Regions from separate parts of the Mus musculus genome. Here all the other regions are linked to region 1. The links are chromatin loops, found by intact Hi-C in ENCODE. Cell type or tissue: heart. All regions are shown on one strand.

Region 1 (4,000 bases):
AGAGCTGCCTGGATCCCCTCTGCCCACTGCCCCCAGGTTAAACAGGAAGCATGAGGAATCAGGTGGCTAGTTTGGCGGAAGCACATGGTAATCTTCTTCCTAATGTGAATTGTTTTTGACGCTGTATTAGTTCAACAGGTCAATCACAACTGCCACAAAACTGAGGGCCTTAAGGAACAGAAATTCATGCCCACATGGCGTTGCAGGCCAGAGTGTCCAAGGCCGAGCTGTTGATAGGATGGCCCCATAGGATGACCTATGATGGTACCTGTTCTGGCCTCTCCCGGTTTCTGGAGGCTGATGGCTGTCTGAGGGTACTATCACCTGGTCTCTGTCTCCAGGGTCACATAGCATCTTTAGAGGATGTCTGTGTCTTCCCATGAACATCTTTTAAAAAGATATCAGCCATATTGAATAGAGAGAGGCCCTCACTATTTCAGTATTACTCCAGTTTAAATCAATATACCTGAATGGTTACAGCTGCAAATAAGGTAGCATTCTGAGGCCCTTGAAGAAAGGATTTCAACTTGGACTTAGGGTTAGCACAATCCAACCCTTAACAGGGGACCTCAAATGACAAATTAATGCAAAGGTATAAAGCTATACAATGTATCCGGCATATGAGGTCTCACCTCTTCTTTGAGTCATAAGCAACCCCCTTGGGCTCTTTATACCTTTTTACTAATTGGACTGGCTCCTCTTTATTTTATTCATTGCCTGTTTCTCCCAGAACAGAAACTATGGCAAGGGGTAGCACGCCAGAAGCCACAGAGCCTGCCCCGGTGAGCCTTCGGTGAAGGACTATTGATTGGATTAATTTCAGTACTATGCCTAAGAAATGCCAGCCACGGCACTTTGAGTAAGGGGCAGCTTCTTTTTATCCATGTCACATAAGGATGTCAGCAAAGGCTGTTTAAGGAGGCTAGCAATGACTCGGAAATCTGAGACTGTGGTACCTCTTAACAGTACCCGAAGGAACTGATCTAGCAAGATGACAGAGCTGGGGTAGAAAGACATCTATGAGTTCCCTCTTGTGAAGGCTTTGCTAGCCTGCTTACTTCTTCTATCTGCTGGCTTCTGCTTAGCAAAGGATGGCTTGTGTTCTTATTGTTTCTGTCTGGTGAAGGTGGAGAAAGGTGGGGGAGAATTCATATCGCCAGTACAGGATGCCTTCAGAAAAATTTATCATGGTTGTGCTCCCACCCTCCACAGTACTAGATAAGCCTGGTGGTTTTTTTTATTGTCTTATTATGGTGCTCAGGCTATGGAAATAATTCCAGCACCTAAAGTTGTTTCCCTCTTATTCCCCATTCTCCCCAACAGCCGTGCGCTGTGCTGCTGGGATGCAACTCAGGGCTTTGCTCGCCTTAGGCAAGCACTTAGCGAGGGCTTACGCCTCCTAACCAGCATCGATAATGGTTTCAGGTGACAGAGAAGTCCCCAGTCCCAATCTCTGCACTCCTCACAGCAGCCAGTCACACTGATGCTTCTTCCTCTTGCATGTCCCCAAATTAACACCAGAAGCTCAGGCCACCATGTCTGCCCTGAGGGACCGCAGTGGTGTCTTTGGCCTCTCTGACTCTACCCCTCTTACCCCTTTTCCATACCTCATCCAGAGGACTCTCCGGATCATAGTGGGCTACTCCACTGCCTCGAGTTCTCCAAGGGTGGGTAGGCTCTGATGGCTGAGCTGGCTGTGGAGTGAGTTTATTCCTTCACCATCCCTTTCTTAAGCTGCAGTTGGGTTCTCTGAATGCCCATCACGTTTTGTGCCTTTTTTCATTGTTAAATTATGCAACCAACTTCCTCAGTGTGGAATGTAGTTTCTCTCAGTTTAGGTTGCTCTATGGGGCAAGTTGGGGTTGGCAAGATGGTTTCTTTTTGACTAAGTTAATAGTTGGGATCAAAATCAACATTGGAGACATTCCGGCAGTTCACTTAGCCTTTACCTGCTTTGGGGACGTTTCTGGGGGCATGAAGTTCACCATTGGTGCCACAAAGCAATGCCTTTGTCACAGTACCACTCAGGTTCACTAGAGTGGGGTCTTGCTTCAGGCAGTTGGGCCCCAGAGGATTGGCAGCACAGACTTCTGTGTCCTCTGGGCAGTAACTGTACTGCTGTGTGTACCGTGTGCACTACACGCATGTGCCTGCGTGCACGGATGTGAAGGCTTTGTCTATGCTGTGCCATTTTGCAATATGACTAACAGCATCCAGGTTACTTACCAGTTGATGCTTAAACTGCTCAGCGTTTCTATTAATGACCTTAATGACACTTCTGTCGGTCACTTCTTAGGAGACCAGCAGAGGGAGCAGGTGAGTATTAACAGAGCGTTTGAGAGTACCTTCTCTTGCTTTCAGGGTTCTGTGCGCTTAATTTTTTATTGTAGTCAAACAAGACTTTTTGGCATACAGGCTAAAAAAAAAATGTAAGGTCATTTAAAGGCATAATGATTTTTTTGAGGAAAGTATACAATTTCTTTTCCTGTAAATATTCTATTAGACTAGTACTTTAGGCTTTAAAAGCATTATTGCATATTTTGTTCCCCTTGAGGGAAGCAGATGTGAGCAGCGTGGTATCTTAATACTGTTGCAACTGCGCCCTCTTTGTGGTCTCTGTCCAGTTTGTTTCCTTTTATTTTCTCTTTATTTTGTGTCAGCTTTTCCTTGACTTGTGCCCTTTCCTGGAGCAGGAACCTTTGGTGGATGTGGTAGTGGGTGCCAGATGAGGGCCTTAAGGCAGAGTTTGAAAGAAAGGCAGAGTACACAGGAAAATAACCAGGGAAACCTGGCCATCGAGAGACAAATGGATCCATGCTGGGACAAGGACAGCGGAGGGTCTTTTCCACACCTAACGGGGAGCATCATAACTGCTCATAAGCTTGGCTATAACTTTTATGCTCAACTATTTATCATGGTTGTGCTCAAGTTTTTCAAAAACGACTTTTGTCCATGTAAGTCCATAATGGAATGTAAGTTCCCACAGACAGAGTTTTCGTATTAACTTAGCCAGATGGATGGGAATACAAAATGAGGGTCATGTGCATTTAAAAAAAAATAACCTTGACATAAGCCATTTATTTATGTTAACTTATAACCAAGAGAGATAATATATCTAAATGGGAATACTCACGACATTTTTATCTCCTTTTAAAAAAGTTTCTCAATAATTAAGATAAACATTTATAAATTTATATTCAAAGAAGATTAATCTAGATGGCAGTAGGCCACTTCCAAAGGAAAACTCGTCTGTGAGAGATGCAGACAGTTCATTAGAATGGCTGTGGAGGGAGGCTGGACACATTTCACAGTAGGTTACAAACTCTTGAAAGTGTGTCAGAATGGATTTAGGAAGGGGCAATGTAAAATCTTAGCTAACAAACCTACTTCAAATACCAAGTGCTGAGTCAAGGAAAAGATTTACCTGAAGTCACGAGTGAAGTAACTACCTCTAGCACACGAGTCCTTTACATAGAATGTTTACCGTTTTCCCACCAGAGAGAAAGAGCAGAAATGTCAGGTCGGCCCTCACTCACTCTGGAGAACGGCACTAACTGTCTTCCCAAACCTGTGACTCACTCGTATATGGACCCTTTTGACATTTCTTGTTTCAGATGGAGAGATAAAATATTCCACAAAAATATTAGAATGAAAATATTTAAAAATCAAACAGTGTTTGAGATAACTTTATACAACAGAATAATTATATAAACTGAAATCTTCCTAAAAATTTGAGGAATTTGTGGTGTAATCTTAAAAAAATATTTACTTGCATATTTCCCAAGTTTTTAATAAATAAAAAGCTCCCCCTTTTAGAGTCTGTGGGCTTGAGAAGACACACAGTGTGGCTATCAGATATGAACGTACTTTAACAGGATACTCTGCTGCATCCTGCTGGTACAAAGTGTAAACAATGAGAATCTTTTAAGTTTCTTTAAAACAACAACAACAAAAATCTACTGTATCTAACTGTCATTCAGACATGACTTCATAGTAAACA
Region 2 (4,000 bases), 69 kb before region 1:
CAGTATTTCTGTGTAACCCTAGCTTCCCTGGAATTCACTATGTAGACCAGGTTAGCTTTGAACTCACAGAGCTCCACTTGCCTTTTCCTCCTGAGTGCTGGCATCAAAGGTGTGAACCACCAAGCCTGGCTTATTATCTTAAAGTTTTCCTCTTCCTCAGCAACTGTGTTCCTTTGGATATTGGCTTGTCCCACTGACCCTTTGCTCTGTCCCAAGGCTTGCTTGTGGGAAGGTTTCTACGTCTTCAAAGTACACTGTTGAATTGCATTTGTGCCTCTGTCCCTATTTTAGACTCCTGCATGTCATTCACCGTGTCTCAACTTTTGCGTTCCTTCAAAAAATTACGTAAAACACATTTTGATGTAGCCCGGCCTTGAACTCACTTTGTACCATACCAGAGACTGAGGCTGACATTGCATTTTTAGCTCTGGTGCCTCAATTTTCCCAAGTGCTGATGTGTTCTATTTTGAAGATGATGCTGAGGAGTGAACCCAGGGCTTCGCGCATGCTCCTGGCATTCTATCGAATAACTTCCATGCTCAGGCGAAAAAAGCTTCCAAAGAATAGAACGAATGTGTGAAACTACAGGCTTGTTTAGAGGATCAGCACACCAGACAGCAATCTCTTCACTCGTTTGCCTGGCTTCCCAAGCACTTCGTCCACTTCAATAACTTGAAGCTCTCCTCCTTAGCTCATTGGAAATGTCTGTGCCAGCAGTACCAAGAAAATTCATAGAGCTATGAGTGCTTTCTCCAGATAGCTGCATTCCGCAAACCTGAAACCGTACTCACCAAGCAGCCCTGACTGCTGTCTTCCACCTTGTGTTACTGTGGTCTGGCCCCTGGAGATGACTAACTACATGTATTTGTCTGTTTGTAAGTGGCTTGCTTCATTTAGTTGAATGCCCTTGAGTGGGTGAAATACTTGTATCTGGTTTACAACTATATGACCTTCCTCCTTGTATTATGGTCTTCTTAAAAATCAGAAGTGGGCCTGGAGAGATGGCACCATGATGAAGAATACTTGCTCCTCCCTCAGAGGACCAGAGCTTGGTTTCCAGCACCCAGGCAGGGGGCTCAATTGCCTATAAGTACAGCTTCACCCAGATGATTCGGTGCCTTCTTCTGACCCCTGCAGGCACCATTACAAGCAGAGTGCATGTGCACGGGCACATGCACATGCACATGCACCACACACACACACACACACACACACACACACACACACACACACACACACTTTTTTAACTTAAAAAAAAAAAAAGTAAGAATCCATTATGCTGAATTCTTAGTTTAAATGTCTCTGAGGTTCCATGACAAATGCTGTTCAATGATGAAGAGAAGAAAAAATGAGTTGTGCAATGGATGTTTGTTTTGCAAAACACTTCAGGTAAATATACAGACAGAACTTAATACAAAAAAAAATAGGCAACTTAAAAATGGAGAAAATATCCTAATATATTTCATCATAGAAAATACACAGAGGTGAATAAGCATCCAGAAGGCACTTATCAATGTGTACCAGGAACTATAAATTAAATGCAGCCATGGCATTCACTGAACACTTATGAAAAGAGCACACAGATGCCCCCAGCTCTGGCATCCCCTGCACATGTATGAGAACAGCCAAGCACAGAACACTGATGCCCCCCAGCCTTGGCATGAACTGCACATCCATGAGAAGAGCCATGCACAGAACACTGATGCCCCCCAGCCTTGGCATGAACTGCACATCCATGAGAAGAGCCATGCACAGAACACTGATGCCCCCCAGATGCTGTTGGGCAGCAATAGAAACACTCCCTTGTTGCTGATTGGAATATATTCCGAAATAGCCCTCGTGGAGGAGAGTCTGGTAGTTTCTTGGGAAAGACAAGAACCACAGAGGCCACCATTTATGAATAGTTGACAGGGGTTTCGGGGGGAGGAAGATGAGTAGGTGGAGAGTCGGGAGATTGGGGCAGAGAGAAATCTATTCATTTGTAAAACATTTAAGATGTGGCTTGTGTCATTTTCTACTTGCCCAAACCTGTGGAGTGCCCAACACAAGCAGTGACCCTTAATTTAAACTGTGGGCTAATTTTAATCAACATATTAGAACTGTAACCAATACAACCCACAATCTTGCTACATTAAGAACAGAGGAAACTGACAGTGCTAGGAACATTATTTGTTTTTTTTTTTCTTTCTGTTGTTGTTGTTCAATGTTTTTTCAATTTTGTCCAATATTTTGCTCAATATTTTCTGTAGCGCTAAAAGTGCTCAAATACTCTGCTTCAAAAATCACCAGTATCTTGAGCGTCTCTTACTGATCTTCTTTTGTCCACCTTTAAACAAAACACAGCAAACCCAGAACCTGATTTGGGGCCGTATGAACCTTCCCTTTCCTCTGCTTACTTAGCTGCTGGTTCCCTTCCTTCTCTGTTGAAAATAACCACCAGCAGAGGTTGCTAGCAGGCAGGCATTGGACATGCTCAGAGGCCTTTCTGTGGGACTCTGCTCCGGCTTCCACAAGCCAGCAGCACCAGCAGAGAGCACTTCAGTGTAGGATCTTACCCGAGGTCCTTACAAGAAGGTCCCATGCGCATTCTCAATGCAGAAGACAGACTTTTTGAACTCCCGGTAGCTGGGCCAGCACCTCTTTCTCTAGGAGGTGTTGTGAGGGAGATGAAGGCAATGCATTTCTTCACACCCCCACAGTGGCCTGACAAGAGAAGGAAAGAAGAGTACATTTGTTTCACTTCAGAACTGATGAATGGTTAATTTAGGCTTAATTTTGTGTTTTAGAAGAACATTCCCAGGGACATGAGAAAGTGGGCAAAATATTAACAGCCTGCTTCCTTTGAAAATGTCTCTTTCAGAAATATGTTTACATGTAAGAGTTTAACTGCATACACTTATGAAATCCTTTTATTCTCAGGTTTGTTTCTAATATCTGCGGGACACTCACGGTTGCTGGAAGGCTCATTAGCCATTCTGTCAGGGTCCCGTAATAAACTTCTGAATGTGGTCTTGCTCTATTCCCAAAGGTTATCCAAGAAGGGAAGTAGAGAATGTTCTTTTAGAAAGCATGAAGTGGGAAAATGTCTAAAGCTATTTATAGCAGCACTCAGCCATGGAAACCCCAGACTTCGCGTCTATTTATAGCTAGTCTTTGGGTTAAAAGGGTGAAACCAGAAATCTTGAAAATGCCGCTGCTTTTACCCCACACTGAAGACTGATCAGCTGTCTCTCTGTGGCTGTGATAACCAGAGACTGGCTGGAGCGACTCTGGAAGAGGCAACACATACATCTTGAGCTAAAAACATAGGTTTGTTCAATCAAAAGAGCAACTTTCTCTGATTACGGGATTATTACTTGAGTGTCTTAAGTTTGCAGGCTGCCTTTGAATTGGAGTCGGTCTGTGATGTGTGCGACTTCTAACACGAGGGAATGAGACTGGGTTTATGAAACCAGATACCAGCAGTGAGTTTCCGACACTGGTCCCTCATCTGGATAGAAGGAAGGCTGGGAAAAAAAGCCCTCCAAACATGACTCTGTGTGTGATACGTATGCATGTGTATGCATGCTTGTTGTATGTGTACTCTGTGCATTGTGTATGTTGTGTATATCTATGTTAATATGTGTGTGTGTGTGTGTGGTGTACACCTGCATGCACATGTGTGTGTGTGCTGTGTTTGTTTGTTTTGTATGTGTGGTACATATGTGGTGTGTGGCTGTGTGCACATGTGTATATGGTGTGTAGGACAGGTTGAGTTTGGGTGCTTCTTCATATCCTATCTTTGCAACAGAGTCTCATAGAGCCTGGCCCTCACAGACTCAGCCAGCCTGGGTGGCTCGTCTTCATCTCTCTTGTTCTGGGGTTTTAGATATGTGTTACTGTACCTGACTTTGTATGGAGATTGAGACTCTGGGTCTGCACACTTGCATGGCAAATCCTTTACCAATAGAGTTCTCTCTCCAGTCCTCTCAAACCTTCCTCCGAGTCTTAACACGTTTCT
Region 3 (4,000 bases), 150 kb before region 1:
ATCCCCAGAGTCCGTGCAGCCACCCCGTCCCAGGAGAGATCTTGCAGTCAAACGTTCCTCGAGTTGTAAACTTCCCTTCACTCATTTTCTCATTATATTTCAAGAGGCTTATTTTTGATGAAAAGAAAAAGAAATGGTTCATGCTGTTTGTCTTATAGAGCATGATAGCCATCATCTACAGAGCTGATATGATGCTTGCCAGGAGACTCCGCCCACCAAGATGGGGCTTGTAGACTGTTGACATTCTATATATCGTAAAAGGAAGGCCTAAGGAACATCCACTTCTTCGGGCACTCCAGGCTATTCTTGTGCAGTTCTGTCCTAATTGTCTGTAGCCTTTCCATCCCTGGTGGCACTAGTGTTTATAACCTGTGGAAGCTTACTGGAAGCAGGTAGACTCCATCTATTCAACTATGGGAGTCACCATGTATATTGGGGCAAGTCTTTCCTGTGGTGTGGAGCTCCTCCCAGTAACCCCTCATCCATCTCTGTAAGTATGCCCAATAAACACATTGGTTCCCCAAGTTGGAACAGCACATTGGTTTGTCATGGACAACCTCTGAGGAGGAGATGCACATTTATATCTCCAGAGAAAGAGTCCCTGAACTGAGCCTACAGAGGACTGTATCCTATGCAGTAAAAGACCCTGGTTAAGACTTGCATTTAGTTCCTCGAACTTCTTTGAGTGACTTACGTTGTCTTCGTACATGAATATCGAGAGAGAACACATTTGCACAGAAGCCCCGAGAATTACACTCTGCTTCCTGGACACGCTACATGGACTTCCTGTTGACAGGGGACTGTCATCCCCTTCTGCAGTGTGCCATAACAGACTTCTTCTCCAGGCCCTTCTTAAAACCTTGCTGCATGGAATGTTTTTCATTCTGTGGAACCAAACAGATGCTCAGCCGGAACATGGATTTCTGTGAGATGTGTCTTGCATGTCTGTGGCTTCTGTATGCCCCCCGCCCCCACCCCCATGCATCAGGACTCAAATGCTGGGCTCTGCGAATACCCTTCTCCTGCAGTTCTTAGAAACTGTCCACCCAGCTGTGTCTCTTGTGACTCTCTTTTGTCTGGTGTCCAAACAGATCATATAGGCATTTTCCCCCTACAAAATAACCAGTTAACCCCTGCACCATGTGTCCTCTGGAGAAGTGATCCTGGGCTCTCCAAAAGGCAGCCTTTGCATCTCAATTAGAAGATACTGGTGTGTGAGATTTGTGGGTGCACAAGATTCTGGGCTTAGGACATTTCCCCCTCCTCAGTGGACCTCATTCCCACAGCCAGAAGCACCTTAATAAGTAACGAGAAGCAAGGTTATGGTCCTCAAATGCTGCCTCAGTCTTAGCAGGTGAAGCTGGGAGACTCATAGATCAGGTGATCAGAGACAAGCAGGCTGACCCCATCCCTCCTTGGCTACCAGGGATGTGTGGGCTGACCTGGGAAGTTTCTACCATCAGGAGCAGAGCTGATTATAAGTTAAGTGTGTTCCAATGTATATGCGTGTGTGTGTGTGTGTGTGTGTGTGTGTGTGTGTGTGTGTGTGTGTGTAGCACTTATACACACACGAGCACTCGATGACCTAAACTATCCTGAGGGATCCGAGCAAATACTACTCCTAGCTTTCTTTTTAGAAAGATGGGCTAAACTTGGTCATCGTGGAACATGCCTTCAATCTCAGCACTTACGAAGCACAGAAAGGAGGATTTCAAGGTCAAGGTGAACCTTGACCTGGGCTACATAACAAACCCTGACTCAGAAAACCCAAAGTCCCAAAAAAAAAAAAAAAAAAAAAAAAAACATAAAAGAGAGAGAGAGAAAAAGGGAAGAATTGGCTCGATAGGAGCAGCAGCGCCCTCCCCACAAAGGTGCCCGCCAGAAGGGAGGGCTCATTGACTGTGGTGGCGAGGCTCCCAGGGTCTGCTCTTCTCTCTGCTGTGTAGTATTTTCATCTTTGTGTGTAAGCCACTGTTTCCGAACTTGGATTCAGAACTATTCAAAAACTCAACTGTCAGCTTTTTTCCATGACCACTAGGTGGTGCCAAATCCCCGGTCGGTGTTCCACTTCAACTAGGAAACTAGAAGCGAAGCCCAAATGTAGAACAGAACTATACAATGAACAGGATGGGGGAGAAAAATGTCCTGAACCCTAAAGCCAGTCTTGGAGTCGTCGCAAAAGGAACCCCCTCAGTGGAAGCCCTTGCAGTAGGGTAGCCCCTCTTCCATGGTGCACGTTCCATAGGAGCTCCTGGTGCAGCCCACCTCTCTGACCCTGATCGCCCCGATTTCTCGTTCTCTGTGATTGGCTGCTCTCCCGCACAGGAAGTCGGAGCTGTTTACAGCTTCTACATCCACAAAGGGGCCTTTCCCCAGAGATGGCCAAAGGTAGCTCACTCATTGTGTTTACCAGGCTGACTGTAAAACTTTCAATACTAGCTGTCCTCTGGTGGCAGCCCCAGGGTGGCCGTGGGGCTTGGGGAGGTGGCTTCATTCACTGCCTTGGGGAAACTGACTTTCTGGGCAAGTTACTGAGAGAGGTCTTATCTGCAGCTTTCCCTTGCTCCCTCCCCCTGAGGTGAAATACCTTACCAACTCAAGTGTAAATAACAAAGACAAGAAGACAAGGTGGGGAGGGGTGCGGAGGGGTGGGGAGGGGTGGGGAGGGGTGGGGAGGGGTGCGGAGGGGTGGGGAGGGGTGGGGGTGGGGGGAGGGCGAGGCAGGTGGGAGCCTTCTCCTCCAGCACAAAGGGCCCGACTAACACTCCTACCACAACAGACAGATTACAGATTGGCAAGAGAAAAGCATAATCAATTTACTTAATGGCAGATTTATGGATGCCGTAGAGAATGAAGCCCTAAAGACTGTAGGGGAAATCCTTTAGGTTTCTGTTGCCTTTGGATGAGGGATGGACAGCCACATTGGAATGTGACTGAGTCGAGATCTGACCTAATGTGACAGATAGAGGGAACCTTCAAAACCTACAGCATCTCTTCCTTCCCACCCACTTGAGAGGCAAGGCACCTCCAGGTTCTAGGCTCTCTTGGGGACTCTAGGACTTTTGGTGGGAAGGGCAGGTTAGGTGACAGGACACAGAAAGACTAGACCCCAATGTTTTGGGAATCTTTCCTGGGTCACCCTGCCTGCCCTGTTAACTGTCCAAGGAAATTCCACCACAAGCCAGTCTCAGCAGGTGTTGAGGGCAAGGCTGAAAGCCCCTCCCTCCAGGAAGCTCTTTTGTCAGCTCAGCTGTGGTCACAAAGTAACCAGGTGGGCAAGTCTACTAGAGACAGCTCCACCTTACAGTTCTGGAGGCTGGGACCAAAAACAAGGCTAAGTAACTCTATGGATGACGGCCTGCAGGGCACACACAGCCCTGTAACCCCTTATTCCTTGTCTTAGTTAAGTGATAACCATAGCTTGTGTCTAAATAATCCAGCACAACTGATCCCTTGTCTAGTTGACACAAACGTCACTGTTAAGTCACCACCTTTCCTTTCTTTTTCACCCAAGACCACAGATCACATCAATATAAATATCACAATATAAAACATTCATAAACTTAAAAAGTCTGTCTTTTTACAAATACAGAAACTTGGGGCTGGAGAGTTGGCGCAGTGGTTAAGGGCACTGATGACTGCTCTTCCAGAGGTCCTGAGTTCAATTCCTAGCAACCACGTGGTGGCTCACAACCATCTGTAATGGGATCTGACACCCTCTTCTGGTGTGACTGAAGAGAGTGACAGTGTATTAAAAACAAACAAACCAACAAACAAAAAGCAAACAAACAAAAAAACAAATACAGAAACTTTAAAACTCACTCTGTTTAGAAGTCCAAAGTCTCTTTTAAAAGATAAATCAAAGATAAATACTTTCTTACTTCGAGAAGGAAGAACCAGGGCACACTCACAATCAGACCAAGGCAAAACCACTCCCCAACTGTGTAAGTAACTTAATGTCTAATGTCTGGGATTCACTCACAATTTTCTGGGGCCCCTC
Region 4 (4,000 bases), 170 kb before region 1:
GAACCCCAAGAATAGACTTCAGCAGATACCTGCATGCAGAGCCAACTCACTCAGGCTTGGCTCCAGACAAGCCCACATGTTTAGAGCTAACATGAACCATGAAGGTTGGAGACACCGCTGTGTCGTGTGTATACATAGATGAGCCTCATTGTCCTCAACAATGGTACATACGAGAGGGAACAAAAAGCCCCTACGTGCGTGTATCTATGTCCCTTTGGGCTCAATCAGGACACCCCAAACATGGGTTTATTTGAAAAGAAGTCAGGGTAAGTGGGGTCAAAATGATAAAAGCGCCTGAGACACCACACAGGACATCTCCCTACATCTAGTCCTGTGAGCCCACACATCACACCGAGGTTTGCTGGCCTGGGCTCACCACCCTACTCTGACCCTGACAAGGTCCATAACTTCAGCAAGGGTTGACGTTTCTGTGTGAAACTTCCCTTCCTCTAAGCTGGGATGATCATGACAGACACTGTCTTAGGACCATCCAAGATCCATGTCAGCTTTTTAGTGAAGTCTTTACTTGGCCCAGATTGAGACTACATTGTATTCACATGTATTCACCAGTGTCCCTCTCAGGCAGTAGGAAGGCCTCCCTCTGAGAGAGCTATGTGAGCTATGAGTGCATTGGCTTCACCATGTCATTTAAACACATATCCAGGACTGGAGATGCCGCTCAGTCAGTTGACTCCTTGCCTAACATGCACAAAGCTGTAGGTTTGAGCCCTGGGGATTGCATAATCCTAGAACTTAAGTGGAGATGGGAGGATCAGAATTTCAAGGTCATCCTTAGCTACATAGCTTGGGCTGAATGAGACCCTATCAGTTGGGGAAGGGGAAGAGAAGGGAGATGGGGAGGAGAAGGGAGGGGGAGGGGTGGGCGAAGAAAGAGGTTGAGGTCTCTGGACTGAAGGTAAACAAAAGGAGCCTAGAACTTTCTTCAGTGAAAAGCTATGGTTTCTTCAGAGAGTTCCTGACGTGCTTTTTCTTGTTTTCCTTCCTGGTTTGGGGGCAGGAGGAATGAAACATGGCCTCCCCATGATCTCAGGGCAGTCACCAGTCAACTATGATATATTTACTGAGAAATTTTTAATAAATAAACCACAGCCTTGAACCCATGTGGCCTTATAAACCAGCCAGTTCTCATGGGGCAAGTTCGGGGGCTTTTATGAAGCAGTACTCCGTTCTCATGAGAATTTTATTAGGAACTGGAGACTCGAAATGCATGGAGCAGGAAATTTATGAGGCTGTATCGGAGCTCTTCCTTTCATTTTGTCATCCGGGTTAATTTACTTTGCCATCCTATGTTGATTTACTTTTGTAAGTTTCAGTCCTGAACACCGTCCCGGATTTCTCAGCAAATTTAAGCCGGCTAATTGATTTCTTGAACTTTCTACTTTCCATTTCTTACCCTCAGAGTCAGATGGATAATTATTGATAGTCTATAAAAGAAAGTTCTCGGAGTCTATGGGAAACACAAATGACTAGACAAAAATATGGCCTCGGCAGGTCTTCCCAAACATCCAAGGGATAAACAAGAACCATGGTGGGAAATGTTTTTTACAACCGCAGACAATCCTTCACATCCCTAACTATTCTACTTGATCGTTTCTTCAAGTACTGTGTTAATTGTGCTTTTGCGAAAGTACCCAGTTAAAAAATCTCACTCGCTCCCCCTCCCCTCCAAAATCCCTATTGTTTATCATCTTGTAACCCAACTTGGAAACAGCCCAAACCCAGAATAGATGTTTGTCCTGCTGAAGTGTAGAGGAAGTGTCCCAACACGTTTCTGCTCTGGGCCTGTTCCAGTGTTTCAGAGACCTCCCTGTTAATGGTGTGAGGGACGACGCCAGGCCAGCTTGGCCTTGGCTGAAGTCTTTAAGTGTGAGTGAGTGACACAAGAACCAGCTCTCTATTAACTATCTGACCCCTGGTCATTGTTTGCACCTGATTCCTGGGTAGCATGCACACCAAAGGTGGCATTTCCCAGTTTCTGTATTTGTTCTTTGGCTGTGATGGTGTTTTTCCAACCAGATCCTTGCCTTGAGTTCAGGAAGTTGCTACAGTGACCTGGCTGGATTACTTTAATGTCTTCTAGCCAGTGCTTCAATGCTTAGACATAGATTTTAGAAAAGAAACTATGTATGTATGTATGTATGTATGTATGTATGTACACACACATATATTATATAGTTAATATTGTCAGTGTGGTAGGATCTAGAATTCCCTAGGAGACGAACCTCTGGGCAGGTCTTTGAGAGAGTTTCTATAATGAGAAGACCCACTATAAATGCAGTGATGCCCGCATCCCATGGGCTGAGGTCCCCGACTGAAGGAAGGAGAACCTGAGCCGAGTGTCATCCTTCAACTATGCTTCTTGATGGCAGATGCCATGTGACTAGCCACTTCAAGGTCCTGCTGCTATGCTTTCCCCATAGTGATGGGTTGTTCCACCCCCGCGAGTCAACACAAGCCCTTCCATGCCTACATCTTCTCACCAGGTATCTTGTCTTAGCAACGAGGAAAGGATCTAATTCAATCTTCTTAAGAGAAGTTTGGGCTGGAGAGATGGTTCAGTGGTTAAGAGCACTGTCTGCTCTTCTAGAGGTGCTGAGTTCAATTCCCAGCAACTACATGGTGGCTTACAACCATCTATAATGGGGATATGATGCCTTCTTCTGGTGTGTCTGAAGACAGTGACACACCTGACACTCACATACATTAAATAAATAAATAAATAAAAGTCTTTTTTTTATTAAAAGGGGGGGCTTTCAAGAAGGCACACATAGTGCTGAGTTTCGGGGCCCTCCTGGAGGGGCCCTCCTGGAGAGCACCATTGTATTGGAGAGATGCTTTGAGAGACAATTAAACCTACAAGAAGACACTCCTGGCCACAGGACAACTGGAAAAAAAGTGAAAGAGACAACAGGGATATGCCTTGACATGTCTCTTAGAACAGGCAAACCCAGAACACAGAGAGCACTGGGTAGTGCGGGCATGGACACTCCCACATTGAAGGCAGGAGAGCAAAATGAAGCAGACTCTTTGGAAGATGGGTTGGCAATTTCTCATACAACTAAGCACTTGTCAGCTTCAGGATCTGCACTTGTGTTTCTGGACGTTTACCCCAGGAATTGAGAACTACTGTGTACACGAAAAACCTACACACAGGGATGGAGTTACAGCTCAGTAATGAAGTGTTTTCCTAGCATGTGCAAGGCCCTGCAATTCCTTGCACCCCACAAATATACATGTGTGTGTGTATATATATATATATGTATATATATATATATATATGCATCATATACATATTCATATATATCATATACATTCACATACATATACATCATATACACATATACATCATATACATATACACATACATATACATCATATGCATATTCGTATACATCATATACATATTCTTATACATCATATACATATTTATATACACCATATACATATTCATGTATATCATGTACTATGTATGTGATAGTCATATAACATATACATCATATATATACATCATATACATATACATCATATATATATCATATATACATATACATCATGTACAGGTACATAGAGAAAGGGGGAACTATATGGAGTGAACTTAAAGCATATGAACGGAGGATCTTAAAAGGATGCATGTCTATCCATTATGATTTCAAGGACCTAACATTGAAAATGCAAAACTACTGATACCGTGGAAAGCCGGTGGTTGCCAAATGGTTGGGGCAGAGTCATGAGCAGACAGATCAGAGTGAGTTTGGGAGCAGACACGCCTGTCTCCAGCACTCTGGTGGGTAGTGTCACACACTTGTCTAAAGTCAGAGAAAACATGCAATGCTACAAATGAGCTGGGGTAGGCACCGGGCTCTGGATGACAGTGATGTTAATGCAGCTCAAGGATGATGACAAACACACCCCTCTGGTGTGGTGGGATGCTGAGAGTGCAAAGACTTGTGGGTCAGAGGGGGACCCGTGGTGTATCAGA
Region 5 (4,000 bases), 130 kb after region 1:
CTCCTCTTAACTGACCCTCTGTAGCTATAATCTATCCTGTTGATCCTCACGGACACAGGCCCATCCTTTCTATCTAATCTCACTCACTACTTCCCCAGTCGATCTAGCTCATCCCTGTCCTTATGGCCCACCTTAGTGTCTCTACACCTACCAGCCCTTATGGCCCACCTTAGTGTCTCCACATCTACCAGCCTATCTCCCTGTCCTTATGGTCCACCTTAGAATCTCCACATATACAGCCTACCTCAGCTTCACCATCTCTAAACAGTTACTGAAGTTACAGGAATGACTTGTAATAATAATAATAATAATAATAATAATAATAATATTTACAAAATTACAATGTTTGCAGCAAGCCTCTCTGGCAGTTGTGGCTGCTGCCATCTGTCTATAGATAGTTCACAACACTCACAATCCACTAGGAAGGAATGACACTTCCATCTTCCTACAAACCAGTCCCACTTGAGCATGTATATATTTCAAGTGAAAGAATACAAACTATAAATCCAGGCATGGTGCTTCACGCTTTTAATCCCAGCACTCAGGCAGAGGTAGAGTGAGTTCATAGTCAACCTGGTCTACAGAGCAAGTTCCAGGTCAGCCAGAGTTACGTAATGAGACCCTACCTTAAAAGAGGAATGGACTTTTAGAAAGAACAATAAGACAAGAGAGGTAAATAAAAAGAATACAAGTAGCATAGGAAGAAGTCAGTGTTCTTATTTCTAGAAGATATTATCTATTAAGGAACCATAAAGCCTCCAGCATAAATGCCCTGATAAACATGTTAGCAAAGTGACAGATACAAAATCAACATAAAAACCAAATAAGTAACTTTCCTACATACCACCAATGCTTTGAGAAAGATCAGGCAGACAACCCCAGTTATGAGAGACCATCACACAGAGTTCTGGTCTCCCTGCGGACATTTTGCTATGCTTAAGAGCTGACCTCCTGCCCCTGCAGGTTCTATCTAAGGAAAGAGGTATTGAAGGAAGTGTCACAAATAGGTCACCCAAACAATAGGTTTCAGGAGCAAGAGAGTACCCAAGGGACCACTGAAGATTGACAGTAACAGAGTAGGCACAACAGGGCCCTGAGATAATAACTAAGCAATGTTTAGGGAATAAAACAGGTTTTGTCATCTGGGTTAAACGACAGAACAAGTGCACGATTTTCTCTTCGTCCACCAGATCCCAATAAAATAACAGTAAAAGAAAACAAATGGGACATAAACTAATGAAAACAAGGAGTGGGTAAGAGCTGCCTGCAGAACTGGAAAGTAACCAACCAAACAAACAAAAGGAAGTCCAGGCCTAGCAGAGGTGCAGAAGTCAAGGACTCCAGGTCCTCCCCAGCGGGAGTGGGGAGCACAAGAGAGAGGAGCAGGTGAGCATGTCTGGACATGGGTGCCTAGAAACACCCACTCTCCTAACACCAGGGTGGAATTCTTATGTCCATGTGAGATAACTAGAAGCCAAGAGCTTTGGACATTGGGATGGCAGGCAGCACAGGAGGAAGGGAAAAAGCTCTATGTGACAGGAACTGTATCCATGGTGGACACAAGATCCAACTACCTACTTCCTATCAGAACTGCAAGCAGAAGCCACTGGCTTGTACAGTGGTATAAAAAGAAAGAACATTTGTGAGCAAAAGATGCATACACGTTGCCTGTGGGAGCAGGGTACTCTGAGGGGGACTGGTTAAAGACAAATTTCCTGTGGCTGGAGAGACGGCTGGCTGTTAGTGCAGTGCTGCTCTTGCAAAAGACCTGGATTAGTCACTGGGTGACTCATAATCATCTATAGTGTAACTGTACAGTTCCGGGGATGATGCACTGTTCTGGCCTCTGTGGGCACCGTATGCACACGGTACACATATATGGGCTGACTACCTTCTACCCTGTGATAGTTACTATGAACTAACAGCTCAGCACCCAGGAGACAGGCTCCTAGGCATGTCTGTAAAGGACTGTCTAGAGTAAGGCAAGAATATCTTGCCTTGGATGAAACCATTCACTGAGAAAGAGATCCTGGACTGCATAAAACAGGGAGGAGCAGAGCTGAGTACTATTAACACATGTACATTCAATGTTCCCTGCTCTTGACCATGGATGGAACAGAACCAATTCTCTCATCCACCTGCTGCAGTGACATGACTGCCATGATGCTATAACCTGGAATTGTGAGTCCAATAAGCATTTTGCTTGTGCGTGTGTTGTGTGTGTTCCTGTGTGCTCATGCATATACTCTCATACAATCAAGCACTATTTGATCAGAAAAAGGAAGCAAATAAAAGGGACAACAGAACAGATTTTGCTAAGAAGCAGCTTCAGGCATTGCCAAACTATATAGCTGCATTTATACAAAAATACCCAGAACTGGAAAACTATAAAGGCAGGAAGTGAATAAACAGCTGCTGAGGCTTCAGACGTGGGAGTGAGAGCTAAAGGGTGCAGGCTTCAACTCCAGGTACAAAATACTTTAAAATTGTGGAGATGGCTGTACAACTCTTTGAGTATGTTTAAAAGCAGTAAATTGTATAGTTTAACTGAGAAAATTATATGGTATGTAAATTAGAACTTACGAAAGGCTGCTATGTATCCACTCTTAATTGCTAAATTCAGATGATGGACAAATCCCAAGTGTGGGTGAAGGCATGGAACAAAAGAACACTCACACTGCTAGAGGAACATAAAACCATGCAGCCACCTTGTTTGGGTGATAAACCACGAGAAATGAAAACACAGAAAGGCACAAACACAAATCTCCATAACAACTTCATTCATAGTAACCAAAAATGGGAAACCGTTCACATTTCCACCACTGGCAAATGCACTGTGGTATGCACATGCAATGGATACTACTTGGCTAGACAAAGGAAACTATTACTGCATGAAACATGAAGAAATCTCTAAACTATCATTCAAGTGGAGGAAGCCAAACAGTCCATGCGAGAAGAGTCCATCTGCCTGAAATCCTACATCAAGGAATGAACTGCCTACAGAATCCAGATCACAGGCTGCTCCAGGCTGAAGGATGGGGAGAAAGGTGCTGACTTCAAAGGGGCGGGCGGTGTTACTCTGGCATATAAAACCCCAGTCTTTTGACTTTGGTGATTATGAGATAACAAACCAATCTATAAACTCAAAGGGGACATTTAAAGACAGTGTCTGGCATCGTACCCCAGGTTGTTTGGAACAAGCCAGAAGGCCTAAGCTGGCCTTAAACTCTGTGATCCTCCTGTCTCAGCCTCCCAGATCCTAGTGTTACAGACATGAGCCACCACACTTGATTTAAGCCACACTTTTACAAAGCTGCTTTTAAGAAAGGCCCACATTTAAGCCTACAGAAGCCCACAGCTTCAGAATGGTCCTACCAGGAGAGCTGGATGCACTGACTCGCGCTGACGACCCCAACACTGGGGAGGCAGAGGCACAAAGACTGCTGAAGGCCAGCCTGAGATACAGTTAGATGGTGAGAGGAGAGAAGGTGGGAGATGATAGGAGAGAAAGGGAGAAAGAAAACAAGAAAGCCCAGTGAGAACGGTGAGAAAGGAGCAGGAGTTAAGTGTATCGTATGTGCCTCTTTTCTAGCACAGTTACGAGTTTAACAGAGTAGTTCGTACCAACTTGTTCTACTGAAGAGCAAAAGGAGATGGTTGGGACTCATCTGAACAGAGAACGACTGAATCTGAGGATCCCGATTACCACGTTAAGAATATCCCAGCCACCATAAGCACAAGGTCAGATAGTATGGACTGCCCGCACCAGTTCTGGTGTGTAAGCACTACCACCTTCCTTCTGGGTTACAAAAGTTGTTTAACTCACAGACCATCAGCCCAAGTTCATTAAATTACCAATCATCTTTTGTAGGTAAGAGTTTGGGGAAAGCCTTGGTTCATACTAGTTAGAGAAGACGCATTTTGTCCCACTTTAAAACAAGCATCTTAACAATTCACTGATCAGTGACAGGACACAAAGGCTCAGATCCAGGATTGTGTT

Evidence for each region. Peaks named below come from ENCODE experiments on the same cell type or tissue, not always from the same donor. Only the 100,000 strongest peaks of a DNase experiment are listed, where the experiment ranks them.
Region 2: it touches region 1 in a loop (2.8-fold over the local background); 10 of 42 quality-filtered maps call a loop at or near these places.
Region 3: a loop joins it to region 1, with 3 times the contacts of the local background. A loop is called at or near these places in 9 of 42 quality-filtered maps.
Region 4: a loop joins it to region 1, with 2.4 times the contacts of the local background. A loop is called at or near these places in 8 of 42 quality-filtered maps.
Region 5: it touches region 1 in a loop (4-fold over the local background); 12 of 42 quality-filtered maps call a loop at or near these places.

The regions. Positions count from the first base shown.
Region 1 is chr8:18,747,927-18,751,926 of GRCm38, reverse strand. The region is part of intron 12 of Mcph1 (microcephaly, primary autosomal recessive 1); the gene reads right to left. Among named protein-coding and RNA genes, the nearest start is that of Angpt2, 8.4 kb to the right of the region's middle. In heart, a CTCF peak has its summit at 2,290 (motif pointing right); no DNase peak of the experiment used is centred here.
Region 2 is chr8:18,816,432-18,820,431 of GRCm38, reverse strand. No RefSeq gene overlaps it. Among named protein-coding and RNA genes, the nearest start is that of Agpat5, 28 kb to the left of the region's middle. In heart, a CTCF peak has its summit at 2,438 (motif pointing right); no DNase peak of the experiment used is centred here; H3K4me3 peaks cover 374 bases; H3K27ac peaks cover 1,150 bases.
Region 3 is chr8:18,897,391-18,901,390 of GRCm38, reverse strand. All of the region lies in intron 1 of Gm35934 (a long non-coding RNA gene), which reads left to right. Among named protein-coding and RNA genes, the nearest start is that of Gm35934, 2.9 kb to the left of the region's middle. In heart, a CTCF peak has its summit at 2,036 (motif pointing right); a DNase peak (open chromatin) is centred at 2,230; H3K4me3 peaks cover 1,032 bases; H3K27ac peaks cover 1,023 bases; H3K27me3 peaks cover 555 bases.
Region 4 is chr8:18,919,211-18,923,210 of GRCm38, reverse strand. No RefSeq gene overlaps it. Among named protein-coding and RNA genes, the nearest start is that of Gm35934, 19 kb to the right of the region's middle. In heart, no CTCF peak of the experiment used is centred here; a DNase peak (open chromatin) is centred at 1,820.
Region 5 is chr8:18,617,097-18,621,096 of GRCm38, reverse strand. All of the region lies in intron 3 of Mcph1 (microcephaly, primary autosomal recessive 1), which reads right to left. Among named protein-coding and RNA genes, the nearest start is that of Gm25763, 5.0 kb to the right of the region's middle. In heart, no CTCF peak of the experiment used is centred here; no DNase peak of the experiment used is centred here; H3K27ac peaks cover 501 bases.